2 separate regions of the Homo sapiens genome follow, and region 2 is linked to region 1. A link is a loop called in an ENCODE intact Hi-C map of the cell type or tissue named here. Cell type or tissue: ovary. All regions are shown on one strand. Each heading gives the region's core, and the rest is flanking DNA. Links, peaks and the distances in the headings are about the cores only.

Evidence for each region. Hi-C counts contacts between places; a loop is a spot of excess contacts. Peaks named below come from ENCODE experiments on the same cell type or tissue, not always from the same donor. Only the 100,000 strongest peaks of a DNase experiment are listed, where the experiment ranks them.
Region 2: it touches region 1 in a loop (7-fold over the local background); 1 of 110 quality-filtered maps calls a loop at or near these places.

The regions. Positions count from the first base shown.
Region 1 is chr7:11,082,847-11,093,321 of GRCh38, forward strand. All of the region lies in intron 16 of PHF14 (PHD finger protein 14), which reads left to right. Among named protein-coding and RNA genes, the nearest start is that of PHF14, 110 kb to the left of the region's middle. In ovary, for the core only: no CTCF peak of the experiment used is centred there; no DNase peak of the experiment used is centred there.
Region 2 is chr7:11,222,585-11,233,059 of GRCh38, forward strand. No RefSeq gene overlaps it. Among named protein-coding and RNA genes, the nearest start is that of PHF14, 250 kb to the left of the region's middle. In ovary, for the core only: no CTCF peak of the experiment used is centred there; a DNase peak (open chromatin) is centred at 6,167; H3K27ac peaks cover 457 bases.

The DNA.
Region 1 (10,475 bases), core at 2,339-6,338:
TATTAATCCTTTATTCTTTAATCCACAGTACCCCTCCCCTTCCCTTTTCTTCTCTTTTTCTTTCTTTCTGCCTTTACTACATGCCCAGGCATGCCACAGCACCAATGGCTTATCAGTACCAGCTCACATTCCTTTCCTTATTTGGGAAGAAAACTAGCTCTCTAGCTTATCACAGATGACTTCTACCCCCTCTCCCCTCTCTCCCTTATGTGCACACCTTATCTAAGAAAAAGTTCAAATGTTCAGAGAATCGGGTCTAGCTTAGATTGTGCAGTCCAACCCCAGCCAATGGGGAAAGGGCACAGGGGCAGGATTTGCGTCAGGGATAAAAACTTTAACTCTCCTTTTGGTGACTGGCCAAAGAGAAGCACCCCTCTGTGCAGAAGTAAATTTGCTTTGCTGAGAAATCCTTTGTCTGAGTGTTTGTTTTCCTTAAGACTCCAAGCTTTATTTCTGACATTCTGGAATTATAGTTTGGAGTCTTATTCCTCACTTATATTGTGCTTTACCTTCTAGGTGTGTGCACACCGTCTCTCTTTCTCCCCGCACTCCCACCCCGTATCATCGTGACTGGAAAGCCACAGGAAGTTGCCACATAGAAATATTCTGCTTTCCCTATTTTTTTTTTTTTTTTTTTTTGATACAGAGCCCTTGCTCTGTCGCCCAGGCTGCAGTGCAGTCTCGGCTCACTGGAAACTCCGCCTCCCAGGTTCAAGCAGTTCTCCTGCCTCAGCCTCCCGAGTAGCTGGGATTACAGGTGCCCGCCACTACGCCCGGCTAACTTCTTTGTATTTTTAGTAGAGACAGGGTTTCACCATCTTGGCCAGGCTGGTCTCAAACTCCTGACCTCGTGACCCACCCCCTTGGCCTCCCAAAGTGCTAGGAGTACAGGTGTGAGTCACCACACCTGGCCTGCTTTCCCTAATTTTACCTAATGAGAATTCTTATTTGGGATAGAATCACTTAGTAAGATAATTGTAAAAATGAGCGGTTGCCAGTAAAACCAGTGGGGCTGTACAAAAATTGGCTAGATTTAAGCTAGGAGAAAATAAATAATGGAGGAAAGCATTCCAGAGGAGAAGATGGGATGCCCGTCTGGGGCAATAGGTAGATTCAAGCAAAGTTTATGGAGAACTTTATCTGAAACAGCACAATTTGTGGTTGTTTTTATTGGAGTATAACATTACATAAGGATATGAGAAGATACGTTAAAGACACTATTTTTACAAGCATTACTATCTGTTTAAAATGTAGTAAAAATAATTACAGAACTTAAACTTCAAAGTATTTACAACCATTACTATTTGTTTAAAATAGAGTAAAAATAATTACAGAACTTAAACTTCAAAATATGTACACACACACAATCTGAAAAAATGTTAGAAAAGCAAATGTTTCAGCATACACAGATAGCCATTTATTTTGAAGATAATAGCAATTAGAACATAAGTATTACTTTATTGGATTTATTTTTAAAGGACCAAGTGTTATTTTCTTCTTACATCCTCTAAACCTGTCCCTTTGAGGGCACAGAATTAGTATATCATCATCCATACTTCTTTCCTCTAAGTACAAACAAAATATTCAGGGCCTACTGGTGGCCTCCTCTTTTCATTCCCATTCTAGCTATTATAGGGTTTACTCTTGTGTTTTTTTTTTTTTTTAACTTCACAATGCATAATGGACTTTTTCTCAGTAAATATAGAACTAAGCCAGTTTTTAAGTAGCTACAAAATATAATTTGGATGTATCATAATTTACTGTAATATTTCCCTATTGAAAATTTATTTTTTCCTGTTTAATTTCTATCCCAAAGTAAGTGTGCTAGGCCAAAATTATATGCATATTTTACATGTTAATGGATAATATTATCTTGTTACCCACTGGACATGAATGTGTAATGATGTCATAGCAGAGATTTTTGTCAATTTGATGGATGAAAATTGGCATTTTGATTGTATTTTGTAACAATCAGTTTCAATGTTTATTCACTCATATATTGATGAACCATTTGGATTTTCATATCTGTGAATTGCCTTTCCATATCCTTTGCCGCTTTATCTTTGGAGATTTTTTTTTCTTTTTTAAAAATGAGTTTATTACATATCTTTGTATAAGTTGCAAATATTTTCTTTAAGGTTGTTGGGTTTTTTGTTTGTTTTTGCTTTATTGCTAATGGTATGTTTTGCTGAATTGAAATTTACATTTTTTTGTGTTGTGATATTTATGTCTGAAAAACTAAAACCTAATTTGGTATGTTATGAAATAGACAACAGATATATATTATTTAGGCAGGAAATGCAAATTATCTGTCTTTGCCCTTTAGATGATCTATGTACAGTTTTGCTTGACATGTTTTAAAGATTTACTGAGATACTGTGTCATCTATAAATAATTTTTTAATTACACATTGCGACATTAGCTTAATATAAAAATACTGTTTTGCTTTACCAGAATGTCATATTCTTCTGTTGATTTAAAACAATTTATTAGTTTTCAGAGGCTCTATTTTGTTAATTTTTGAATATCAGGACTGCTGATTTTAAAACATGTTGAAGCTATCATTGATGTAACCTTTTGTGTAATGTATTGGATCTTAATGGTGTTGGATACATGTTTGGTGATTAATTCTAAAGGCAAAAATTATTGTTTCTATTGTAGATGTCAGTGGTGAACAATGAATTGCTAAATTTAATCGTTTTTTAATTTTCTAAATACTCATCCTATTTGGCCTCGTTTCAACATTTAACATTGGTGACCAACCTTCCTCCTTAAAACACTATCTTTTCTTGGTTTTGTTTTTTTCCTTTTTTTTGAGACAGTGTCTCACTGTGTTACCCAGGCTGGAGTGCGGGAACTGCAGGTGTGTGCCTGGCTAATTTTTGTGTTTTTTTAAGAGACAGGGTCTCACTATATTGTCCAGGCTAGTCTTCAACTCCTAGGTTCAGTCCTTCCACCTTGGCCTCCCAAAGTCCTGGGATTTGCTACTGATAAGTACAGTTTTTTTTAACCCTAGTTTTTATCAGTAGCAAAACATAATAGTTTAAAAAAAAAACTGTGGTTAAATGCTTGAATTCTGGAGCCTAGTTATTTGGGTTCAGATTTTCACCCAGCATTTATTAGTTGTAACTTGTCTAGTTACATAATCTTTGTGCTTTAGTTTCCTCATCTGTAAACCGAGGATAATAATCTTTTTTACCTCTAGAATTGCTGTGAGGATTAAATGAATAAAAATATGTAGTGCTTATTCTCCTTCATCAACTCTCTCCTGGACCGTTGCAATAACCATCACCTTCTCTAGTTTGAGTACCTCTAGTCTGTATCCAGTTGTCTTACTAAAACATGAATTTGTTACTATTGTACTCAAATTTGTCCAGAGGCTTCCCATTTCTTGCAAGGTAAATCTAGACTGTATAGCATGGCTTATAAGGCCCTCCAAACCCAGCCTCAGTCTGTCTTTTTGTTTTCATTTCCAGCTGTTCACAGCTCCAGGTGACCTAAATTTAGATCATCGCAGGTCATTTTTTCTTTCTAAAACTAACCTGTTGCTTTTATGCCATCTTGCTTTTATTATACTTTATGTTATACCTTCTCTCTGAAATAACCTCGTCTTTTTCTCTGGGATGAGGGCTTCTCAATCACTTATACTTAGTCCATATGTCTTGGTCAGTGTATGATTCTTAGTGTATAAGCACCATTTTTTAATAATTAAATTAATTTTAATATTCCAGGTCCGAAGCCAATGCTTATCACATAGTATGCCCCCAGTACATAACCAAATTGAAAAAACAATCTGTGGATTTTAATTAGTGGTACTTATTTAATATTTTAAAAGTTATAATTGTCAGATATTAATGGGATCTTGGCTTAGTTATGTTATTTTTATATACAAAACATTGAAATTTTGGTTAGATTGGAATGGTAGTTTTTGTCATCATTTGAATATAATTTGTATAGTAATTTAATTCATTGTTTTCATGGCTTTTATTGTTCTATGTGTATGATACCTATTAAATTCTTACTTGAGTTTTATTACTCTTAGTCCTCTTGGGTTTCTATGGATAGTACCTATTTCACTGAAATCTCTGCGTTATCTTTAATCTAAAAATATGTATGTACTATTAGTTTTTGCTAATTTTTACGTGGGGTAATATCAAGTCAGTTAAATTAGATCTCACTACATCTTAATCCAGTTTTGGGTAGCATAAAATAAATAAGGGTATACTTTGTTTGTAAAGTCCCTGGGTTCCCTTTTCATTCTATTCTGAAAGAAATTTGTTAACAAATTGAGAACTCCTAATTTAGCTTCCTGGAGTGATTTTATGGTAATAGAAAGCACTGCCCTTCTTTCTTTTTTTTTGTTAAGATGGAGTCTCGCTCTGTCATCCAGGCTGGAGTGCAATGGCACGATCTTGGCTCACTGCAACCTCTGCCTCCTGGGTTCAAGCGATTTTTCTGCCCCAGCCTCCCGAGTAGCTGGGACTACAGGCGCACACCACCATGCCCAGCTAATTTTTATATTTTTAGTAGAGACGGGGTATCACCATGTTGGCCATACTGGTCTCGAACTCCTGACCTTGTGATCCACCTGCCTCGGCCTCCCAAAGTGCTGGGGTTACAGGCATGAGCCACTGCGCCTGGCCAGCACTGTTCTTCTTTCTTGACCTGGTTTTTTTGTTGTTGTTTTAGATATAGGTACTATGATATTGGGCCATAATCTTTGGCTTTGCTCCAATGATTGACTTCTAAGGAATCTTTACTCACGCAATTATTCCTTTTACTGACTATTGCTAATTATATTGTGGATTATAACCACAACTATATTTGACTCCCAGTGGTCTTCTCACTTAATAATCTCTGTGTGTTTTCATTTGGCCCATGCTTCATCTGTGTGTGTGGTGTGTGTGTGATACATATGGACACATGTATGAGACTCTGTCACTCTTTTCTGGCATTGGATAAACATTTTGAAATATGCAATAAGAAATAAATAATTTAGGAACATTAGGATTATTTTAAGAAGTCGAATGGGGGCAAAAAGATTTTTAAAGTGTATAACTTGAAACTAACATAACAATTAAAAGTTACCCAGGGCAATTATTTATAAAACATAATTTTATAAGTTCTAATTTATAGAATAGTCCACTTTGTTTAATTCAGTATAAAATATAACTTTGCAGAGTTATCATTATTACAGTCATCCCTCCATATCCGTGGGGCATTGATTCCAGGACCGCTCTCGGATATCAAAATCTGAAGATGCTCAAGTCCCTTATGTAAAATGCCATCATGTTTGCATATAACCTATGCATATGTTCCTGTATGCTTTCAGTTATCTCTAGATACTTATTATAATACCTAATACAATGTAAATGCTATGTAAATAGTTGTTATACCATATTTTTTTTATTGTTGTATTGCTATTTTTTATTGGGTTTATTTTTCCCAAATATTTTCCATCCATGGTTGGTTGAATCCATTGATGCAGAACCTGCAGATATGGAGGGCAGACTGTATTAACTTCAGAAGGTAATGTGTGTTGTTCACATACACACAAACACACACACACACGCACACACACACACAGTCCTATTTCCCAACATGAGAAATTGTCAAATTTTTATGCATTAATAACTAATGAAAATAACAGAGTATTTTTGTTTTCATCCATTTTTAAATGTCTTTTATAAATGTATTTCATTTGTAATCCTGCTTTTTCATTTTAATGAAGAATTTCATTTTCTTACTGTTTTGGTTTTGTTAGTCATGAAATTTTTTTTAATCATAATAACCCTCCTGGGAATTTATCATAAGGAAATAGTCAAAGAAAGAAATGCTAATATAAAAAGACATTTATAGCTATAGTTATAGTAGGAAAATTATTCCCACCGTAAATATATAACTCCCCAAATTAAAACAACTGAAAACACTGTATAGGAGGGGAGTGATAAACTATAACAAATCAGTATTAAAAAATTATGTATCTCCTATAGATTTATAGATTATAAGATATTTACATAGGAATGAGGAAACCTGTTTTATGTCATAAGTATATGCTACTAAATTGTTACATATAAGTGGCTAAAGATTAGAAGGGAACAAAAAATGAGCATGGTATTATTTTAGAATGGTAGGAGTCTGAGTAAAGTAAAATCTTCAACACCATTTTAAGGACATTAATCTCATGAATGTAACATTTAAGTAGAGCCTCATTTTGAGCACAGACAGACACAAAGATTAATTAGATATAAAAAAAAAAAACCGTAGCCCTGATCAGTTAACCGCAGCAAATAAAAACCTAAGACAAACCTTTTATCAGGAGCAACCATTGAGTAGGGCAACTCATATTCAAATGAAATAAACATCAAATCTCTTCCTCAAAACAACATTAAAGTTATCAGCTGTTTGCGTATGTAATTTCAGTTAGTTATGCAGTATACTAAATAAGGTGTAAGGATATGTTCATTGAGGCACAAACAATTCATTGACTTTTATATATGTATATCTTTTAAAGCTTGGATCGTATTTGAACACACCGTGGTTTCTCTAAAAGGTGAAATTCAGCTGGGCATGGTGGCTCATACCTGTAATCCCAGCACCTAGGGAGGCAGAGGTGGGAGGATGGCTTGAGCCCAGGAGTTCAAGACCTGCCTGGGCAATAAAGTGAGACTCCATTCTCCACAAAAAGGAAAAAAAGGACAAAAAAGGTGTAATAAGTAAAATTCAGAACTCTGGAAATATTTTTTAATGAGATACTTAACATATGTCTATATTCTTCAAATACTCAGGCAAGTTTGAGCAAAGTATTATGAGTAGAAGAGGAGAAAGTTAGAATGGTTGATTATTGCCTCATGAATATACTATTAAAAGTGTGACTTTATGATGTGACTTTAGTGTAGAATTGTTCATGCATTCTTTTTTTTTTTTTTTTTTTTTTTTTTGAGACGGAGTTTCACTCTTGTTGCCCAGGCTGGAGTGCATTGGCGTGATCTTGGCTCACCACAAACTCCACCTCCTGGCTTCAAGCGATTCTCCTGCCTCAGCCTCCCGAGTAAACTGGGATTACAGGCATGTGCCGTCACGACCGGCTAATTTTGTATTTTTAGTAAAGACGGGGTTTCTCCATGTTGGTCAGGCTGGTCTCGAACTCCTGACCTCAGGTGATTCGCCCGCCTTAGCCTCCCAAAGTGCTGGGATTACAGGCGTGAGCCACCTCACTTGGCCTGTTCATGCCTTCTTTATGTGTGTACGTGTGTCATTTTTTTATACTTAAGATTATGCATGAAGCCTCAAGTGTGATTTAATTCATAAATAGGCAACCAGTTGAGCTCTGTGAGAAGTGATTGGTCAAAGTACATGAAAGTAATTCTTTAAGTATATTCTCTATGAATCGTAGCAAGAGGAGGAGAAGTTCTGCTTTGAATGAAACTGGTAGGCACTCCCTGTAATTGCCCAGTGAATCAGGTTGACAAAGATAGCTACACAAGGAAGACAGGCCTACAAAGGACTAAATCAATGGGATTCAGTCACAAGCAAGTGAAATTATATCAGTCAATAACTTTCCTTATAAGTGACTGAAATCTTCCAGACCCATATTTTCCTTTTCAGGTTACTCATTTATGTCAATTATTAAAGAACTGCAAAATTGCCTGATTATATCAAGGACCTTGTTGTGACATGGTCTGTAAATGTAGATCTTTTTTTAAAAGAAAGTTGAGTTTCATGTAGAGCATTGAGCACGTTGACTGAAGATTTGACTTTTTCCAAAGCTTGTAACTGTAAAGAAATTGTGGAATCTTGTTTTTCCCTTTAAAAATAAGATTCCTGTGTTTGTTTCTTCTCACCAGATTTACTTTTGAATTTATTTCATATTAAAGATACTGAAAGGCATTCACTTATTTATACATTAGATTTTTATGTAGAGGGTTTATAAGAGACAGAAGAATTCATAGGATAATGGGATCATTCCTAAAAGGATAAAGAAGTCTTCATATAAACCAAGGTGACAGGTGAATTGAATCTTGAAGTATGAGTAGGTTTTAGGAGATTGGGTCAGGAGGTAGCAGTCATTCAAGGGAATAAACAGACACAAATAAAGACAAAGTGGGACCATATGAGTCATGTGTGATGTAGGTTTAAGAGAATAGGTAGATTGGGGCCTTGAGTGCAAGCTAATGATGTTAAGGGGTCCAATGGAGATTTATTGAAGACAAGGGATGATACAAAGGAGAGGATTGTAAAAGGTTGATATTGTGGTGACATACCTGATGAACACATGGGCAGCTGGAGGAAGACCAGTTTGAGGGCTGTGAACCTAGACTGATGGAAGTAGAAATGCAAAGGATTAGAAAGATCTCGGAAACATAACATCATACTAGGGTTGTAGCAGATAATTAATGAAAAATGGAAAGGCAAGGAAGAAAGGGAAGCGTTTAAAGCAAACTGGATGACTTTAAGCTGAATAATGGGAGAGAATGGTGAGAGTAGAAACAGAAAAAAGATGAGTTGGCTATATTTATTTTTTGGAGAAAAATATAATAGGTGAATAGAGGGTTTTTTTTAAAGGTCTACTGAATTAGACATTTTCAGAAAGCATTTAAAATTATGGGATTATAAATATAAAGAGGAGCTGCTTGCCGTTGCTCACGCCTGTAACCCCAGCACTTTGGGCGGCCAAGGTAGGCAGATCAGTTGAGCCCAGGAGTTCAAGACCAGCCTGGGCAAAATGGTGAAACCCGTCTCTACTAAAAATACAAGAATTAGCCGAGTGTGGTGGTGGTGCATGCCTGTAGTTCCAGCTACTCCGGAGGCTGAGGTGGAAGAATCACCTGAACCCGGGAGGCAGAGGTTGCAGTGAGCTGAGATCATGCCACTGCACTCCAGCCTGGGTGACGGAGCGAGACCCTTTCTCAAAAATAAAATAAAAGTGAATATAAAGAGGATTAGAACTCTGGAAATAAATTTGATAACTGTTAAACACTTATTCTTTACCCCTTAAGTATTCAATTCTAATTTTCCGACCTTTGCTTTAAGTAAATGACTGCGTCTTTCAGTGGATATTGAAGGTACAGCAGGAAATCATGCTCTGTAAGAATGGAACACCTGAAAGAATTAGGTAGGTGTCCTTGGTTTAGTTGAGTCACAGGCTAACTCCAGAGAAATTTAATTACCATGTAGCAGAGCCTCAAGATGAGATTTTAATACTCTGCCATTTTTAAGCTTTGTTTTGCTGACTGAAATACCTCTGTGTATAAATAATACTTATCTCTGCTTAGTTGTATGTCAGCTGATTGACTTTAAAGTTGTGGAATATTTGTAATTTGTCTTTTACCCCCTTTATCTGTTTTGTATTTGCTTCTATTCCTTTTTCTTTGTGGTTACCTTCATCCCAGCTAAATTTGCTCTACTTTAAGACAGTGGTCCTTAAACATTAGGGTGCATTTGAAGCACCTGAAAGGCTTGTTAAAAGGGTTTCTGTTTTAAAATTCTGAAGTGGTGACCAAGAATTTGTATTTCTAACAGGTTCCCAAGTGATACAGATATTACTGGTCTGGAGACTAAACTATGGCAATCACTGCCTTATGCATAAAGCCCTTATGCTAAAGTCCTAAGATAGTGGTTCTCAATTGGCTAGAGATACAAAAATATCACCTATAGAAGGAATTACAGAAAAATAAGCAAAAACAGGCCTGGATCTCACTCTTGAAGATTCCAATCAGTAGGTGAACAATTTAGCAATAGTACCTCAGAGTTTAAGTTTAAGAAGTTTAAGAGTTTAAGGGCATATGCCTTTTTTGCATATGCCCACATATCACTCATCTAAACCCAGTGAATTGCCTTTTTGAAGTCTCTTTTTTTTTTGTTCTAATGTGAGGATGTCATGAGACCAAGAGCTCCATTCTTTACTCGCTGAACCTGATCATTGACTCTTAGGGCTTTTAGGGAGGAGATACAGTTGTCTTGGCCAAAATGGTATTATAAAATGTTGAAGCCAGGTGCTGATAAACTCAGAATTATTAAAAGCTCTTTTTGTAAAGTAACACACCAGTTAAAGGGTGTTTTTTTCCCCCTAATAGTGACCCTTGAATCAGATTGGCATGGCAACGTTCTAGATTGCTCTGAAATAGCACTTTGTCTGTTGTCTCCCTGAGACAGTGATCTGTTTTCACTATAGTCAGAAAGTGTGATACAGTCCTGCCAAGCAAAACTAGCTTTCAGGCTTTAGATTCTAAACTTCTAATTTCCCTTAGGACTTTCTCTTTAACTCATGGGTTATTTAGAAGTGTATTTTATTTCCAAATATTCGGAGGATTTTCCATATATATTTCTGCTAATGATTTCTGGTTTAATTGCATCTTTAATATCTCCGTCATCCCAGAGTTTGTTCTGCTGATTGCTTTGTTTCTTGACAGTGGATTTTCTTTTTCATTTTATGTGCCTCATAACTTTTGATTGAATGTTGGACATCATGAGTT
Region 2 (10,475 bases), core at 3,840-7,839, 140 kb after region 1:
CTCAAAGAACTTCATGGCTGAGGTCAAAGCTGAGAATAGAGCCCTTTCCACTGGGCAGAGACGTGGGTGCCAGGACACTTCCTGTCCCACGTCTTTAAAGCTTATCCCTGACAGCAGAAGCCCAGGGTTGTCCTTTCTGTTTCATGCCTCCTATGGTCTGTGCAGGCTAAAAATCACACTAATAACTGCAGGAATTCAGAAGCATGGGGACTAAGATCTCTATTTTGTTGAAAGAAAAGCTGGTTCTCAAAGAGATTAGGTCAGTTTTCCCAAGGTCATCTGGCCAGTGAGTGGTGGAGGAAGACTCCCACATTGTCTGGCTGTGGAGAGCATGTGCTCGTCACTATTCATCTCTGTACCTCCATGCCTAACGTGCTACCTAGGACCTTGCTCTGCAAAGTACGGTCTACAGACCAGCAGCATTGGCATTTCTTGGAAACTTGTTAGCAATGTGGAGCTCAGGCCTCACCCCATGATATTGAATCAGAATCTTCATTTTTAATAAGATGGTCAGGTGATTTGTATGCACGTTAAAGTTTGAGAAGCACAGATATAGGACACACACTGTAGTTAATAGATAAAGGCATGGAGAATATAAAAGAAAATTAAAAATATATGTAATACATCAAGAAGTTCCAATATCAGTCAATCAGGAGATCTAGAAAAGACTAGAGAGAACAGAGGTATGGCAGCATGCAAAGAATAAGAGAACAATTTCTTGGCATTAAATGTCAGATTGAAAGGGCTCATTGAGTACTAAGCAGGGTAAAGGGAACAATAACAGCAACTCATACCTAGATAAATGGCAGACACATTTCAGAATACTTGGAATAAGGAAAAAACCTGTTAAGACTTCTAGAGAGAAGGAATAGATTAACTTTGCAATGAGAAACAGATATACAAGTGCAAGAAGAAAATGGAATAATGTGAAAATGCTGAAGGAAAATGTACCTGAACCTCTTATTTCATACCCAGTGAATCTATTATTCAAAGACAAGGGCAATGTAAACACATTTTCAAACATAAAAGTTGATTCAGTCAGGATTCTTAGTGACAGAGCATAGATAACCTTGTATCTATCAAGGTTAAGCAGAAAGGGATTTATAAAAGGACTTTAGAAAGCTCACAGAACCTCTTGGAGGGCCAGAGAATGAGGTTAACAGGCTGTACAGCAGGAACAACACAGTCAGAGGCAGGGGCACTTACCCAAATCACTGCACAGGGCCATGAAGGCCCTACAATTGTATCCGCTTGCTGCTTATCACCTACGATGCTAAGAACTACATACACTGAATTCTGCCACAGCCCCCAGAGGAATTTGGTACCCCTTTCATTGTGCTTGCCCAAACATCACCTCTTTGCACTTGGCCTTCCCTTGTGATTGCACATTGCTGTCCTGAGCCTCATGTGGGAGCATCTGCTTGGTAGAGCTAAGGTCCCATGTAAATATCCAGCTTCTGGGAGGTTGGGAACACAATTTCCAGGGTGACAAACTCTATAGAACAGGAAGGCAAGCTAGAGGAGGGATGGAATCAGAGTTCAGTGAGCCAGACTACAGTATCTAGAGCAATCCAACAGAAGATAGACAATTAAAAAGAATCATGGAAAATTGGATGCACAAAATAAGAGAGGAATAAATCTAAACATATTAGTAATTGCAGTACATGATAATATATTAAGTTTATTAAACAACAGATTTGCAGACTTAAAAACTTAGTCTCAGAAGTTTCCAGAAAAGTAGATATTTATGTATGAGGCAACTGTTTATAAAAAGAAAGCATGTATAGTAATTGAGATGATAGATACAATAAATTCAAGATGAAAATCACTAAAAGTGCAAAAAAGGACAGCTCATATTGATAACAGAAATAATATATCAAAAGTATCTGAGCCTTTATATTCAATATTGTTAACTAATTACTTAACTAGCTAGTTCTTAAACTGGGAAGACTTTATAGAAAATTATAGCACTGAGGGCTCAAATGAAAAAATGGAACTTATGTCTAGCATTGCAGAAGTTTTTTTTCTGTTTAGGGGAATATGTAATTATTGGGCAGACATGCAGAGCATTAAGGCAGGAAGAAAAAGGCATAAAGCAAACAGAACAAGATCATATGTAGAAACTGACTGTGGACTCTTACAAAAAAGTTCAAACTGCAGCTGACCTGACCCAAGCAAACTGAATTTCCCAGAAGAGAGCCACATAACTTGAGCAGAAAAAGAAGCAGCAGGATTATTCAGTGAGGAGAACAAGAAGTTTATACAAAAACTTTGTTGTATGGGATTTATGCCATACTATCTCTATTTATGCTTCAAGCTACTGTATAGAAAATATATTTAGTTTATATTCCAGAATGTAACTTCATTTTTCTCAATCAGTAAATAAAGCTATCCTTAAAATTGAACAGTGTTTTTTTAACCCATCCAAATATTAATTACCAATTACATGATTGAATAAGTTTTTTTTTTTCTACAAAAAAGGCTGTAGTGTAGTCAGACTTAATTTTCTTTTTATTTGAAACTTCTTGCTTCACAAATGTCACTAAACACCCTAGGGTCAAGCTGGAATTTACAATCATTTTAGCAGTTTAATATTTTGGTAGGAAAAAATAATATTTCTCCAAAAATTGTCATGTTATACTTGGGAAGTTCAGAGACTGTTTCTGTGCCCCCAGTTCTCAGAGCATCCTTGTCACCTGGTGGAATGCTCTCCTGCTTGCTGTTGATAAACTGCAGGGCGTCAGTTGAGCCTCTTCCCTTTAGGTTACTGTTTGAAGGTCCGCCTTGTAGGGAGTCACTGTGATCAAGGGACACAATTTAGCATCTGATAAAAATCAGAGCATGGTAGAAGTTCAAATTTCCGTTCCCTTCATTTGAAGGCATCTGTGTTTTACAAGTCCCTTGTCAAATGTGGCAGGTAGCAGTTGAAAGGATGTCTTCCCTTCCCGCTGCCAGTTTTATTAAGGTAGAGTTGACAAATAAATATTGCATATATTTACAGCATACAATGTGATATTTTGATATATGTTTACATTGAGAAACAATTGAATCAAGCTAAAGAACATATCCATCACCTCACATACTTATTTTTTTAAGATCTAGTCTCCTAGCAAATTTCAAGTATACAGTCCATTGCCATTAATGATAGTCACCACGCTAAACAATAGGTCTCCAGAATTTTTCATCAAGAGGATGGGTTTTAAAATAACGTATACTAGCATTTTAATCTAGACTCTGCTACTTTGTGGCTATATAAATTTAAGCAAGTCATTTACTCTCTCTGAGCCTCAGCTCCTAGTCTGTAAAGTAGACATAATAACAACATTCAGTTGTCAGGATCAGATAATGAGATAATGAGTGTAGAGTACCTGACGCAGTAGCTATTAAAATGAAATAGCTATAGAAGTCCTTGAAAATAATTTCTTAAACAGTTAGCTGGGAGACCTCCTAAATATCTTTATAGTTGTTTATCTATTGATGGTGAGTGGAGCCTCAGGGACCCAATGAGAGAAAAAATAAAATTGAGGATTAGAGAAGTAAATTGGAGCCATTCACCTACAAGGACCTTACCACTGATTTCAGGTCTCATTTTGAGTATTTTGACAATATGAATTTAAGCATTAAAGCTGAGCCTTTAGGGGTAGCAGTTCCCCTTCCAAGAACTTTTTCAAATGAGTTAATTATTTGCTATGAACCAGGTACCCTCTATACGCTTGGGACATATCAATATATAAGTTAAGCCAGCTAAATTGCAAAGATGTATTACAGTCATCCTTGTAGTATAATTTATGTTATGAGTCCAGCCTGAAGTACAAATAAAACACAGCTCTTATTTTTCAAATACAGTCTGATTTGATCACTTCTATGATTAAATTAGCAGCAAATGCAGTACATCTTTGGTGGGGATGAGGCTGGTGGGAGAGTCCCTCTTTCTTCTAAAATGTTTATGAAAGCTATAGGTTTAGTCAGTCCAAAAGGGGCTTTTATAACTTCCGAAAACTTTGTAGAGAAAGAACCAGAAAACATGTTCTGTTTACAGACATTTTTAAGCTGCTATTGTCACTGTTTGTTTCCTGTGGTTATTCCAAAATCTTCTCCTGAAAGGCATAGTATCAGTCTGCACAGTTGTGATGATGATGATGACATCGGTGGTGTCAGTTCAAATCTCTGTGTATGCCTGATGGATCTTCAAACAGGGCATCAGTTCACACAGCATTATTCACGGTGAATAGCACTCCATGTCAAAGCATTAGTAACAATTTATCTCTAGGCCCTGGGATTATGGATAGTTTCATTTTTTTCTCTTTGCTTATCTGAATTTTCTAATTTTTCTATAACAGCATGGATTACTTTGTATTAATATTTTAAGTCAAGAAAAGCCTATTTTAAAGTGAACTTTATCAGTTACATTTAATGTGAAATTCCTCTTCTAGAGCTGATCAAGGAGAGAAGATAAGGCATGGATATTCAGTTTAAAATGGTGAGATTAAACTTTTCCTTTATGTGCTAGTCTTTTATTCAATAAGTAATTTGGAGCACAGCTTTTGTCATGGGGAAAATAGCTGATGGGGAGACATGGATAGAAAAGGGACATGACCCTATCCTCATAGATTTACAGACTGGTCACTGGATGCTGGTGACACATGGGGATGTTTTCATTTGCTAAAGTAAAGTGGAATGATGACTTTATACTCTGCATGTGGTGGCTCTGCCATTAGACAGTAAGTTTCAAATGGCACTAAGTCAGGCATAGAGGAATCCCTCAATATTCATGGGTGTTAGGGAGAGGGAGAGAGTCTTGGTGGATAGATGCAAGATGAGGGTCAGACCTTCCTGGGCTCTGATTCTCTGCTCCTTCTGTCAGTTCATTGCCAAGTGACCTTGGATTAGTTACTTAATTCTCTCTTCATGGCTCTGTTTTCTCATCCCCAGGTAGAGAACCATAATAATACCTACCTTGAAGTGATGATATAAACTACATGACACAGAGTACTTGCTTCACACAGTGTTGGAACACACAGAGCTGCCACCTGGAAATCCCTGCTCATCTAAGGGTTGCATCTAGACTCTGGTAGATTTGGGGAGGGTGGCATTTGAGTTATGTCCTTTCCTGAGCTGTCCCATGCCACAGCTTGCTGCTCTGTTGTCTCCTGACAATTGGTCTCCTTGCTGCTATTTCCAGAAAGCTTCACACAGAAAGCTTCACACACTCCTCTCACTCCTCAGACCATCTTTCACATAATACTGCTGTGTCTAACAGATATGTACACGATGAGAGTAACATACCGGGAACCCAGCAATACAGCAGAATTTCAATACGTGACAACACTTTTCTTAAAAATTCCCAGGTCTCACTGGTAGCAGGGATTTGTCTCTGTTACCTTTTTCTATGGTCTTTTTTGCCTCCATGTTCCTAGGCTTCTTTTCAGCCATTACCCTTTTCCTGTTTCCCCAGCTGCCTTGGAGCAAATTTGGTTTCTTTATTATACAAAACAATTTGGTCTTAATTGAGATTAAACTCCTGGTCTATCTTCACACGTCTAAAAACCCTAATGACTTTTACTCAACAAAATAGTCAATCCTTAAGTCAATTCTTCATTTCTCCCAGAATGTGAAAGTGGAGGCAGAAATTCTTTTCTTTTTTTAATCTAATTTCTCTCGTCCGTTAAACTAGCTATTGCTGTTGTTAGTTCTGACACACTGAAACTGGATTCTCAGAGCAGGGAACTTGAAAACAAGTCAGTAGACTGGCTGCATTCCTCCTAAGCCATTTCTCTACCTATGCTTACACTTTGAGGTGAAACTATAAACTGCTTAATTTAATTCAGCTTAAACGTTTGTTTCCCCATTATTATTTCTCCATTGATTTTTGTCCAATGGCTTGCAGTGCTTCCACAAAAGAACTTCATAAATTTGGTTTGATTGATAACTTCTATAGGCCTCATAGGCACCAGGGCTGGAAGATAAATAAACCTCAACACAGAATGGAAGCTGTGTTTCAAAGGACAGTGGTGGTGGGGAAGAGGAGGGAGAGATTACTTTGAATGGTATTGCCAAGTTTATTTCAACAGCTTGAAAACAGCCGATAAACACTGTAAAAAAAAAAAGAAATTGAAGTCCTTCGTTTAGTGAGAACTGCTTGTCCAGATAGGGTTGGGTGGCTGCCAGCTGGTGAATCAAATGTCAATTGGGTTTACACCATAGGAGACAATCTGTTCTAGCAGTGTTTGGACTGGAAAAAGGGAATGAATTGGTAAAGAGCTGTTCTACAGGATGCCAGTCTTTTAAGGAGCTGAGGAAAGCCCACAGAACACCAAATTATTACAGGGTCAGGACTGTGTCATTTATCTATTTGCAGGCACAAGAGTAATTATTTTCTCAGCATTAGGCATAAGCTTTTCAGAAGAATACTGCCAGGATGAAAAAATGCATGAAACAGATATATGTGTTGAAAACTCAGTGACAAGATTTGTGTAAAATTCATTGCTTCTGGGTTTCTGGTATGAACCTAGGGGAATATTGGAAAATAACCAGTAGATTCCTTAGCTTACTTATTTCAGATTACCTTTTAAGCCTTAAAGATTCTGATTTCTTTGTGAATGAGACTTCCCAATTGTAATAACTTCAAAAAAATAAACATAACTTTATATTTTGTAAATATCCAAATAAATGCTCTTATTTGAAAAAAGTTTTCACAAGAAAAAATCTTAAAGTAGAAAAATTACTCATAACCCATCACCCAATAAAATTACTTTCGGTTTTACTTTATAATGTATATCTTTCCAAGTGTGTGTGTGTGTCTGTATAGAGAGGGAGGTGTTTGTGTGTGCATTTTTCTGTACTTACAAAATGAGATCCCATCATACATGTTGCTTTGAAACATGTCTGTTTTTCTCTCACTGTATCATGTCATCTTTTGATGTTAATAAATACACATGCAAGTACTTTTATTTAATGGCTGAATAGAATTCCTTGTGCAAATATACAGTAATGCAATTAATTTCCTATTGGCAAATATTTGGGTTATTTCTAATTTTTGCCCATTATAAACAAGGTAAAGACATTTTGTTGTGGAAATATTTATACCTTTGGGTGATGATTTTATAAGGATAAATCCCATAAACATAAGATAAATACACATTAAAATTTTTTTAAAAAAATTGTAGTCAAATACTTATAACATAAAATTTAACACTTAATACTTTTTAACTGTATAGTTCAGTGGCCCTAAATAAATTTTTGTGCTACCATCACCACCATCCATCCATAGGATTCTTCATCTTGCAATACTGAACCTGTCTCCATTAAACACTAGCTGCCCCTTCCCCGCTCTCCAACCCCCGACAACCATCATTCTACTTTCTGCCTCTATGACTTCGTTGACTATTCTAGGTACCTCATATAAGTGGAATCATACCATTTGTGTCGTTTTGTGACTGGCTTATTTCTCCTAGCATAATGTCCTCAAGGTTCATCCATGTTGCAGCATATGTTAGAATTTCTTGTCTTCTAAAAGCTGAAATAATATTCTGTTTGATGTATATGCTATATTTTGTTTATCTATCAGTGGACACTTGGGTTGCTTCCACCTTTAGGCTATTGCCAGTTCTGCCACTATAAATGTAGATGGACAACATTGCTTCCAGTCTCTTCTCATAATCCTTTTGGATATATCCAGAAATAAAATCACTGGATCATATGATGATTCTATTTTTGATGTTTTGAAGAACCACCACACTGTTTTCCACAGTGGCTCTACATTCTCAACAACATTGTACACGTTTTCTAATTTCTCTACATCCTCACCAATACTTGCTATTTTCTGCTTCTTTTTTTAATGGTAGCCATCCTAATGAATGTGTGGCGGTATCACATTGTGGTTTTGATTAGCATTTTCTTAATGGTTAATGATATTGAGCATCTAATATGCAGATTTTTAAAGTTTATGATCCACATTGCCAAATTGTTCTCTAGAAATATTCTACCAATGTAATCTCAGTAAATAGTGCTCATTTACCTTCTCTGACATCCAGTGGTAATGTTTATCATGTAACTTTTAAACAACAGTGCTCATAGACATAGAAAATGTTGCTGTAAGCTCTTTGATTTAAGTTAGAAGGTGCTATATTTCTTCAAGGTTACTCATGGCGTTAGCAGGCTAGGCAGTAAAAATACATTTAGTGACTTGAAAGCTATATTTTTAAACATATAATTGATCTTTAGGAAGATTACATAAGGTTAAATAACTGTTTTGATTCTTTTATATCTCTATTCTCTCCCACTCCTTAGCAGGACTCCTATGCTAAGTCCTGCCACCTCTAATTGCAGCCTTCCATTTCCCTAAGGATTCCTTGATGATACTGAAGTTTACTTACCTAATCTATGGTTCATTTTACTATCCTTCTGTCATCATAATCAATAAACAGCAGTTATCCTTTTATGAAAAAGAAAAGAAAGGAGAATAGGAAAGTGCATTCTTCTTAATTGAGTAAGCTCACATTTCTTGAACCGTGGCCCAAGAATTAATCGACACAGCACCCTTTCGTCATATTTAACATTTCCCTTTCTCTAGCCATTAACTCTGAGGGTGTCAAATCTGCTTACAAAAGTGTTTCCCTACTAATATACCCTTCAGTTACTGGGGAGATGCAGCTGAGCCTCTTGCTTGTGTATTGCCTCCTCAATGTCAGATTTTAGTGACTCTTTTGCTGTTTCTGTGGCTTGTTGATAAACACAATTGATAGAAGAGGAAAACATCCAGATATAGACCTTATCTGAGAAAATGTCTTGGTTTGTGTGGAAAATGCTTAGAAATTTCCTTCTCACTGAACCCTATGTCCCACCCTGACTTTTTGTGCTTTTCTAATCAAAACAAGGAAGACTCATTTCGTTTCTTCCTTTTTCAGGAATATAAAATAAATTAAAAGTACACATGTTCTACTGGGACAAACAGGAGGCCATAAAATTGCTTAGCCTGCAGTCAAACATAAAAACATAAAAAATACAACAGCAAACAAACAAAAGCTAGCCTTAGAAAGGGCATTTAGACAATAATCCCTGGCCACTTTCCCACAGGAAAGAAAAGGAAAACTTTCAGAAAGAAACTTGGAGCGTATTTTTTTTTTTTTTTGCAAAGAGTATATAGTACCTGTTGATACTATATCTAATTATGTGCTAAATACAATATAATTTCAGTTATTAATATTAACATATTAATATATATTATTAGTAGTACAATATATATTCAGCATCAATGAACATATATTGATATTGCAACCGGGGCAAATAAAACACATTTCTTGTCAGTAAAGAACTGATTTAGTAACGGAAACAGGCATATAAAGAGATCAGTTTAATATAATGTCAGAAGTGCAGACAGAAAGCTGTACTGGCTGTTATTAGGAGGGGCTTTGCTGAGAAGTTTATCAAAGGATGGAAGGTGTCAGGCAGAGGCCCAGTAGGAGCAAAAAGCACAGGGGACTACAGCATTGTGTGTGGAGGGGCAACCACAAACGACAGTTGGATGTAGTTTGTTGGTTACATGAAAGCAGACAAGGAGTAAGTTAGCAGAAGCTAGATCACCTTCAGTGTGTGTAGGCACTTCTGAACCACATGATGGAGTTTGGCTTTTGTAATGTAGGGATGGATGCTCCCTAAAGCCATTTAATCTGTGCAGTGCTACAATCATTTCTGGTATCACACGTATCACTTGGTGGGATTTGAGGGAATGGATTTGCAGGGGTGGGGTGGGATGGGAGCTGGAGATAGATATCCTGCCAGGAGTCCATGGGAATGGTCCAGGGGAGAGAATGTGAGGGCATGAGCAGAGACCATGGAAGAAAAGATGGAGAGAAGATACAGCTGAGAAATTTTTAGGAAAAATTGCATTTGAAAGAGAAGGTGGAGGAGGGGAGTCTCCTGGCTTTTGTTTTTGCAACTAATTCCTATATCCTTCTGGAGGACACTGAAAAATGTAGGTGTTTTCTCATGCAACTCTGGGGAAAAGGAAGCTTAGTGGTAGGGGTGCTTCTAAGTTCAATCTGCTTCTGAAATCCTAGGCAGTCATCTCTAGACTATTCCCATGCCAGGGTGACTCACACCTACAAGATGTCTATCTCCAGGGATCCAGACAAGAAGTACGGCGCAGATCTTCATTGCTCTTGTATTTAATTTTGTTGTATCATTCTCCCTCTCCCCTACTGAGGAGGCTGGGGTACCTGGCTTCATAGCAAGCCACACTACCATAGAGTTCCCAGGAGTCATGGGCAACACTTACGATTGGCAACTTTCAGAGGCACTCTAGCCTGGGCGACAGAGCAAGACTCGTCTCAAAAAAAAAAAAAAAAAAAAAAAAGAAAGCAATATGATCACACTTGTAGATTCTCTGAACCTTCCTTCTCTAGGGTTTCTTCCACAGATTGATGACAAGAGACAGGCCTGGGAGGCACCATGGGTCTATTAAAAACTTGATTCTA